2 separate regions of the Mus musculus genome follow, and region 1 is linked to region 2. Evidence: chromatin contacts called from ENCODE Hi-C data. All regions are on one chromosome and are shown on one strand. Each heading gives the region's core, a stretch centred on a gene start or an enhancer-like site at or near the end of the contact. The rest is flanking DNA. Distances are from core to core; before and after follow the strand shown.

Region 1 (4,772 bases), core at 363-2,862, 330 kb before region 2:
TGAACAGTCATGTAACGTAAAATGTAACATTAGCCATTTTTAAATAAACACTTGATTAGTGTTGGGACAGTCACTGTGTTGCACAACTACCACCACTACCTATTTTCCAATATTGTTCTATCACTGCATACAAAAGCTTTCAGCTTTAAGCAATGAGCCCAGTTCCTTGCCACGGCCCTCAGCTCATGGCCACTGCTAGTCTGCTCGCTCTGTGAATTTGACTAATCTAAATGTTTCACTCAAGTGAACTCATAGAACATTTGCCTTTTTGCTGTATGTATATTCCAGTTTCGAGGTTACAAACTTTCATGACATCCTGGAAAACCACTTTTTTTGTGCTTTTTACTTGATCTGATCGCCCCCCCCCATGTTTTCTCCTTCTTAATGTTTGCAGAGCCCCCACTTCCTGAAGTAGACTTTTTCACTGTGCGGGGAAGGCCTCTACCACGCTTCACGCTGAGGAAAGTCAAGGAGATAAATGGACCTATCAGGTGAGTACCTGTCTTTCTCCACACAGTGGTCCCACTATGTGAGTGGGAAGGCTTCCCTGTGAGTGGCTGAACTTGGGTAGCTGGAGCAAAGCAACTGGACCTCTTGCTTTGTTTCCCAGAACACATAGTGGGCTTGCCATCCCAGTAGCATTCTTCCCAATGAAGAGTGAGACTTATAAGGGACCAGAGACAAACATTTTGGGCAGCATAGTCCCTTGCATGCACGTCCCATGGTACAACCTTTAATGATGGTGATGGTGGGTCACAAGGATTGATTGTCTCATTTCCCAGAGACAGAATGTCTCCTTGCGTCAGGCTGATCTTGGAGTGTGTGTGTAGTGGTTTCAGAAAAGGTCATTTGGAGAATTCTTTTTAATCTGTTCACATATTGAGTTATATAGGCAAGACACTATGTAGTTAGTGACCAGCTGGGATTCCAGATGGCATTGAGATGGGATTAATTTACCTCTGTTGGAGGACTACATTGTGCTCAGTTTTGCATTTTATTTACAAAGGTCAAGGGAAGATTAGGGAAGTTCAGTCAGTCCCTGTTCTCAGACAGGAAGATTAGCATTGGCCTGTGGATGGGAGCCAGGGCACCAGGTCTAGGAGCTCGGGTGTGCATGACCTGACCTACGTGGCCCTTTATCACTCTCAGCCCTTCAGTGTAATGGCCCGTTCAGTGCAATCAAGGTATAAATAAATCTGAGATATTCTAAAAGAACGCAAAGGCAAGCCTGGAGATACTGTGTGAGTATCTATTTGTTATAGAACAGGCTGCCCTGCTTTCAGACTGCGTTAATTTCAAGTCTTTTCAGGGATAGACATTGCCCATACAGCTCTGTTGCTTGATTCCTGGTAAGTTACTGGAAAGTATTGTAATCCTGTTGCTGTAAGGGGAACAGAAGCCTGGCATCACTCATTGCCTGAACAAATTTACAAGAGCAGATGTGATACTTAAGCCAAATAATTGCGTAAGGCAAAAAAAGAAAAGCCAAATGACAGCCTGCCCTGGTGGCAGTGCACCAGCCGATGCCTTCAAAACAGGAAGTGGCGACCTGTGAGTCATGCGGGGAGGGCACTGGAAGTGGGGAGAAGTTCTTGCAGGCTGGCCCGGTGGTCAGGTTCCAACCCACTGCCGCTGCTCCCTTCACGTCAGTCACCCGGGTTATTTACCAGGGTGTGAGCTGTGCCGGTTCCCCAGCCTGGCTGCATGGCTTGAGCTGGAGGCACCAGCTTTGCCAGGCCAGAGTCTTTTGTGTGAACCCTGGCCTGGAGCACAGAGAGCTTAGGCAGAGAGTCAGGCCTGCCCCTGGACTCCCTCGAGGCTAACGTCTCTTACCTTACCAGCTAACAGGAATCAGCTGGCATGCTTTATCAGCAGTCAACGTTCCCAACTTTGGTCCCATAGGTTTGGGGTGGGGCCTGGGGATTTCTATATTTACCAGGCTAAATAGAAAGCTGCTTCCTGCCCTGTGAACAGCACCTCTAATGGGCAATGTACAGAATCAACGCGGTGCAGGTGAGCCATGAACTCCAGTTACCTGGCAGGTTGAGTCAGTGTGGGGCTTCTTGCCCGTGGCCACTATACCTCCAAGGCCCCAGAAAAGCTGTCCCAAGTGTTGCCCAAAGGCAGCGAAACTCAATGTTTATTGATTTGTTACTGTTTTGTTACTCTGCAGGTTTTACTTAATCCCTTTTGTTCAGAGTCCTTTCTGAAAGTAAGCCCAGGCTCTGTGGAAATCAGGGCCCTCACCTAACATGGCTGGGTACATAGCAGGTGGCTGGAGTCTTTCCAAATACAACAGCTAACGTGGGGGAGGGCCCTCCCACAACAGCTAACGTGGGGGAGGGCCCTCCCACAACAGCTAACGTGGGGGAGGGCCCTCCCTCCTTAACCAAGTGATTCGTGTGCTTTTAGGGAGCAGGAAATGGGGCATTAGCAATGTGGAGCAGGAAGCCCAAAATTGGTGGTAAAATAGAATTATGTGGCCTAATGAGTTTTGGAAATCACCCTAATCACATTTGGTATTAGTCCAGGCATTTTTTTTTTCTCAATTGAAAATTCAACGCAACCAACATTTATGAGGAGTTGAATATAACTGAAGAAATGTGAAAGGGGAGGGGGCAGGGCGGAGAGATGGCTTCGTAATTAAGAACACTGGCTGCTCTTCCAGAGGACCTGGGTTCAATTCCTAGCACCCACAGACAGCTTACAACTGTCTGTGACTCCAGTTCCAGGGTACCTGACATACATGCAGACAGTACATCAGTGCACATAAAATAAAAATTAACAATTTTTAAAAGGAAGACATGTGAAAGGACCTGCAGGTACTAGAGGCAGTCCTGTAACCCCACCCCCAGCCCTGTTTTCAAGGTCAGTAGAGATAGGACATGTTCATACATTATGATCCCAGAAGTAAAGGCTGAGCCCACAGGCATGGAAAGGGAGGCATGGTTTGACCAGGTGCACTTCATTCCTCTGTTTCTGCCGACTGGCTGCTTTTCTCTTTGGAAGATAGATATTACTAACTTTACACCTGAGTGTCAGTGCCTTTCTGTGTCCTTGTTTAAGGGACATTTTCACCGGATCCATAGGCTACTTTACATTTTCCAGGATCTTGTCAACCCAGATTAACCCACGGTGACATTTTACTCCTGACCGCTCATTGGTTTGGCGTGAACTTTGGTGTCGGCTTCGGAACGGCGGGGAGTGTAAATCATATGACTTTTGTTTTAAGTCACCACATGACTGTCTGGAGCCACTCTTCAGGCTGAGCACATTCATTCCCGTAGGTGCTAGGCCTTCATGTGACTTTTAAACCCTCCCCACTGGCAGGCTTTATTTGCCCGTGTGACACACTGCCGATCAGATCCACCATGTGACAGACACAAGGTCGTGATACACTCACCCGTTTCTCCCACCGAGGGAGCCTGTGCTTGGCCCCCCTGTGAAGCTGGGATTTGGCTGTCATCTGGCTGTAGGTACATATGGAGGTCCACAGTAGTTAGAACTGCCAGACACTAAATCCTGTGTAGCCAGCAGTTTTTCTTGCCCAGTCTGGTGAGTTCAGTAAACCCGAATACACAGACTTCCAGACAAGCGGCCCATGAACCTTATAACATTTACATCTGGTCAGGGGCCTGATGATGAATAGGATCTCTGTTCTTCACAAGGCCCCTGCCAATCTCTCTGCTTTTTCCCCCTCTCCCAGTTCATATCAGGTGTTGGTCCTTCCCCTGTCCTTGCAAAGCACATTTTCTTGTGATTCTGAAGGCATGACTTCATTCTTTGGCAACACTTCTCCTGCTGACGGATATGTGGCTGCAGAAATCCTGGCCAGTGATGTTCCAGACGACACGTTGGAGATATCTATTGGAGACAGGCTCTACTATGGGGAATATTACAATGCACCTTTGAAAACAGGAAATGAGTACTGCATTCTGTTACGGATCACAAGTGAATGGAATAAGGTAGAGTTGCTTCAACGATGTTCTGACCTCGGTATTTTCCTTTACGTATGAGATTTAAATTATTTGCATTTGGGCTGGAGAGATGGCTCCGCAGTTAAGAACACTGGCTGCTCTTCCAAAGGTCCTGAGTTCAAATACCCGCAATCACCTCGTGGCTCACAACCATCTATAATGAGATCTGACGCCCTCTTCTGGTGGGTCTGAAGACAGCTACAGTGTACTTGCATGTGACAATAAATAAATCTTTAAAAACAAATGATTTGCATTTACCTTTCTCCCATGTTTACGGTGACCAACACACAGAATAACCACAGAAACATGTTACTTGTGAGCAGACCTTCCGATGGGTAGGCAGGTAAGACCTGCATAGGTGTCAGCCGCACTTCTGAGGGCGTACTGCATCTCTGTTGGGACTGATCTGGTTTGAGTGCCCCTCCACCTTCTGAGTACCAGAATTCGAGAGTCCGAGTTGGGAGGGACTGTCTAGCTCTGGTGGGTTTCCTTTCTGCTCCTCCAGGATGCTGCCTTTCCCCATTCTCCAGGGGAACAGGAGGAGAGAGTGGCAAACAGGCCCCACCCTCTCCACCCCACTCTTTAGAAAGCTGGATTTCTTTCAATAATTGGCAACTGTAACGAGCTGGACAAGCTCGGAGAGTTCTAAACTTGGTTTAGAATTATGTGGGTTGGAAACCAGGAGAATTACACAAATACTAACAAAACATCTCTCGACTGATACATTGGAAGCAAAAGTTCTCCATATTTAAAACAGGCATCTATTAAATTCTGCATAGGACAGAAGTCTGATGT
Region 2 (4,961 bases), core at 2,015-4,514:
AGCCATAAAAGCACACCACATCACACTCACTGTGTGAGATCACAACTGTCTGGAGTCATGTCGTGACCCAGAACGGCCTTGCTAACAGGAACCAAGTGTAACCTTGCATAGCATCTGCACATGGACGGCCTCTGCCCTCCCTCCATCACCCACCCCTTCTCTGGGTTTCCCTCAATCTCCTCATGCACAGTCGGACTCACTTGTTCCTAAATTAGTAATGACCACGGGTCTTACCTTCTTGTCTCATTAATTGTACTTATTTTTAATACAAAAACAAAAAACAAAGCAAAACAAAAACAAAGCCCACCTTGCTCCCCTTGCTCTCAATATGAGCACAGAACCACAAGTCCACTGACGTCAAACACGAATGCAGTTCCCATGTGGAAGATGTACTTATGCTCAACATTTAGGGACAGGCTTCTGGGTGCCATTTTTTTATCCTAGAGTCCAGAGCCCCTGGACCTCAATTTCCCCTACCAGTCTACCTGACCAGTTCCTAGTAAAGTTCATCTATATTTCTTCTCCCCCACAAATCCTTCTTCCACACTAAAGATATGATACAAACAAACAGTGATTATATCTGCATGACCTCCGTAGAATAACTGGAAGATCAGCCCGTCCTACAAACTGGATGGCATCTTTATTAAGTCTTTGCATTACTCAGAAGTGTTATTCTTAGGCAACTTTCTCAGTTCTCCATTACAACAGAAACACAAATCAGGCAACCTATTTGTCTTTGACACCACAGCTTTTAACGTCCTTTTCCAGCTGAAGGCAATATAAAGAGCAGAGACGAGCTTATCAGTACTCCATTGAGAAGCTGAAGCTATGTTCAGATCTAAATTCTAAACAGGTATTTTCAGAGTTCTGCTGTATCTTGACGTAGTTCGGCTTGGGAGCTGGGGCTAGAACACTCCCCAGGGCCTTCTCCTCCAGTGCCAAACTCCACAAGTTTCTAGTTCCCTGCTGGGAAGTGTTCTGAGTGTTCTGAGTGTTCTGAGCTACTACAAACACCTTGTCAGAGTCAAGTAAAATGTTACTTTCTCTAGGAACTCTAGGTATTTGGGAGGAGAGGGGGAAGGTTGGTGGTGGTATGTATGTATTTGGAGACAGGGTTTCTCTGTGTAGCCCAATTATCCAGGAACTTGCTTTGTAGAACAGGCTGGCCTCAAACTCAAGAGATCCACCTGCCCCTGGCTCCCAAATGCTGGGATTAAAGGCGTGCACCACCATGCCAGACAACACACTTTATAACTGCCTAGAAGCCCCTTGGCCTTGAGTGGACACATTGTTTTACCTAGCTTTTTTATTTTCTGATAAATCAGTTCTAAACTTTAGAGTAGAAACCTTTAGAAGCAACAAACCAAAACAACCAAACAACCAAAACAACCAGATTAGACTTTGGAAACAGTGTCCCTAAGAAAATAGCATAACTATTTTGAGTCCTAGGAGTACTTCCATTGAGAATGTCATCTGCTGGCACTACACTTTAGTCCTGGCACTTGTTCTCAAAGTTCTTATGAACACCTTTACCATTCCCCCGCCAAACCTACCCACCCATCTCTTGCCCCACAAAACCTAGGCGAAGGCGACAGTTGCCAGCACTTCTGCTCCTATCTGTCCTGGCTCTCTCAGCAGAGCCCCCAGTGCACCTCGAGGCCCTTGGAAGGTCGGGCAGCATAGAACCACACGTTCCTCAGCAAACAGTTTGGGGTTCATGTGCTGAGTGGTTCCAGGGGGAGCAAGTTCTTTCTGGTTTTTTTGAAGCCTGTTCTCTCAATCACTCATTCCTCTAATAATGGGGACTAAGCCTTCAAATTTCTTTCTAACTGCTCGCCCATACCTCAACTGAGTGCCAACAAAAACTGTACTCTCACTAGCTGGTGAGAATTTAGTCAGTGAAGTACAGTCTTAATAGCTCCAAACATCAAACTGCTCTAAGCCTGAAAGAAAGGGAATTTGACTCCGAATTGCCAACTCTGTAAAGCTAATCTGGAGGACTAATCCACCATTAATGGTAATACAGCTATCCAAAGTAGTCATTACAAGAAGGCTGGAAAACAAAACAACAACAACAACAAAAACCTAGGAAAGAGACACAGCTATGATGGAAACACGGCTATGACTGACGCTGCAGTCTTCCGATGGGGCTCTTGAAACAGAAATACCTCCCTCAAGCATGACATAACAGGTGATTTTTTTTTTTACATATACTGCAGTAATCAAAGAAAAGGGGGTCAAGCTAAATCCTCCTACATGCACAGCAGGCAATAAAGCCTTTGTCAGATCACTACACACGTCCAAAAATTATTTTCCTACTAGGAATTCTCAATCTTCTGCCCCAAGTCAGAAACAACTATCCAAGGTCACTCAGGAGTTGTCAGAGCCAAAAGTCACAGTCCAGTTTTCGGACTGATAGTTCGCTGTTTGTGTGTGTGTGTGTGTGTGTGTGTGTGCGCGCGCTTCTAGATAAATGTCATTATTGACATTATCCCAGAGGCCAAACTTCTGTCCTATCAAATTGGCATGATCAGTTGTTAATACTCAGTATTTCAGACTTTTCTGTTCTATGTCCTATCTCAGATCCTAGCACTGACAATCACCCTGCTTTCCGAGCATGCACCTCAAGTAACCAGAATGCTTTTTACACCAAAAATAAAATAAGTGCAAAGCTTTGCATAACAACTGTCCAAAAACAGAACTGGCTGTCCTCCAAAACTGTCCTCGAGGAGGTGGCCATGCTGGCTAGCGGGCCAAGGTGGCTCATTCCACGGCCACGTGGGAAACGTGGACCTCCTAAAAGTCCAGGCGGCAGCAGTGTGCTGGGGTCGTAGAGGACCTGATCACCCGGCTAGGAGACCCAAATCCCCAGCCACCCATCAGCGCCCGCGAGCCTCACCTTGAGCGTCTCGTAGGCGGTCGCCACTAGCAGGAAAGCCTCGGCGCTCGGCGGCGCGCCCCCGGGGCCGTCCCCGGGCTCGGGCCGGTAGCGATCTGGGTGGTAGCGCCGGGCCAGCTGACGGTAGGCCCGCGCGATCTCCGCCTTGCTGGCCGAGCGGCTCACGCCCAGCACCTCGTAGCAGTCGCGCGTGCCGCAGTACAGCCCTTCCACCAGGGCCTCGGCGGGCCGCGCCAGCAGCGGGACCAGCAGCAGCGGCGCCAGCAGCAGCCATGGGCGCTGGCCGGCAGCCCCGGGTCCCCCGCGCAAAGCGAGCCGCGCCGCCATCCCCGCCTCGCTCGCCGCTCTGCCAGCACAGCGGCCGCGGCTGCTCTCCTCGGCGCCGGGCTCGGCCCCGCAGCCCGGTCCACGTCAGCAGGCCGCGCCTGTGCGCAGGCGCAGGGGGCGTGGCGCCGCAGCCACTTCCGTCCCCGCGCGTTGCTAGGAGAGAAGGACGCCTTAGCCTCGGGCGGCTTCTGTGTGTTGTGGAGCCTGGTAGTCTTAGTAGCTCAGCGGTCTTTTCTGAGGCAGGGGTAGGTGTCTGTCTGTCTGAAGCGCTCCTAGCCGCCTAGTGCGGCACAGTCCACACGCAGGACTAGCCACACGCCACCTTCTCGACCTCGCTACTTCATCCGCTGCCGTAGGAACTCTGGGCACTGGCATCCTGTCTCCAGGCCTGGACATTGCCCCCCCTCTAACCCAAACTGAAGATGAACTTAGACAATTGCACTGTCTCTCTCCCAGGAGCCCTGAAAGACCGTGGCCTTTTTGTTCTCTGTTTCTCTGCTTATTTATATTTTAGAGCAAACAATTATTTGCCCGGAGGATGTAAAACGTTTAGTAGTACCCCCATACGGTCCACAAAAGTGCCTGTAACACCATTATCCCTAATTGTGACAATCAAAATACAGCTTAAGATCTTGCAAATGCCTCCAGGGAAATCAGGAGGTGGAGTGGGGAGAGGACGTGCTCCATTAAGTTTAAATTTCAGATAAACCACAGTTTTTAAATGTGTAATTTATTTGTTGCTGTGACCAAATACCTGCAAGCAGCAACATCAAAGATGAAGGATTTATTTGGGTTTAGGGTTCTAGGGAATACGGCCCCCACAGTCCAGAAGGCCTGGCAACAAAGTTGCTAGTTACACATTATCTGAAATTAGAATAAAGGAATGAAAAGGGTGCCAAATTTATTTTCTCCTTTTTATTTGATCCAATGCCTCACTATGTATGATGGTGATGTGTCCATGTTGTTCTTACCTCAGTTACACCCTTCTGGAAAACAGCCTCACACACACTCAGAGATGTGTTTCCATGGTGATTCTAAATCCAGTCGGGTTGATAATGAATGACCAGTATATCCCACATGACTGACTTTATAGTTTCCCAGGTCTATGATGGCAACTGGCTAACAACTAATAGATAGGGATCTATCCATTGGGATTGGTCTGTACACCAAGTGAAGATTTGATAGACAATGTTAGATATTCAGGAAGAATACAATTAAATTTTTCTAGTATCAACATGGACTTTAGCCTCTATAAACCTCAATTATTTCATTTCAAATAAATTCAAAGTGAGCCAAAATACCAATACCTCTTTCAAGACGGGGAGTTTCTATTAATAGTCACATTTGCAGGTTTGACGAGTACTCACACTGTGGTGGTTTGAATAAGAATGGTTGCCACAGGCTCCGATACTTGAATGCTTAGTAGCCAGGGAGTGAGGGGATTCTTGGTAAGACTTGAGAGAGATGGTCTTGTTGGAGGTAGGCTTTTGAGTTTTTCAAAAGCCCACATCTGCTCCCCCTCACCCCCACTCTCTCTCTCTCATACACACACACACACACACACACACACACACACACACACATACACACACACACACACACACACACACACGGGGGGGGGAGAGAGAGAGAGAGAGAGAGAGAGAGAGAGAGAGAGAGAACTAAACCTGTGAAACTCTAAGCAAGACTCAATGCCTTCATTTATAAGAGCTGTCTTGGTCATGGTGTCTATTCA

What was found. A loop is a pair of places that touch in the nucleus more often than their neighbours do.
Region 1: a loop to region 2 is called in a map of T-helper 2 cell, with 2.4 times the contacts of the local background. The contact joins the enhancer-like site here to the promoter of Dnajc25 in region 2. A Hi-C loop is called at or near these places in 2 of 37 maps with a recorded cell type or tissue (T-helper 2 cell and v-Abl transformed pro-B cells).

Annotation. Positions count from the first base shown.
Region 1 is chr4:59,328,656-59,333,427 of GRCm38, reverse strand. Susd1 (sushi domain containing 1) reads left to right here. Exons shown (of 17, transcript NM_001163288.2): 13 at 395-491; 14 at 3,707-3,965. Among named protein-coding and RNA genes, the nearest start is that of Gm35578, 49 kb to the right of the region's middle. Within about 2 kb of position 1,612, at least 1 of the 3 ENCODE cell types and tissues checked has a DNase peak (open chromatin) inside an H3K27ac peak, as active enhancers do.
Region 2 is chr4:59,001,496-59,006,456 of GRCm38, reverse strand. Dnajc25 (DnaJ heat shock protein family (Hsp40) member C25) reads right to left here and starts at 3,264. Exons shown (of 4, transcript NM_001033165.3): 1 at 2,900-3,264. The coding sequence starts at 3,226.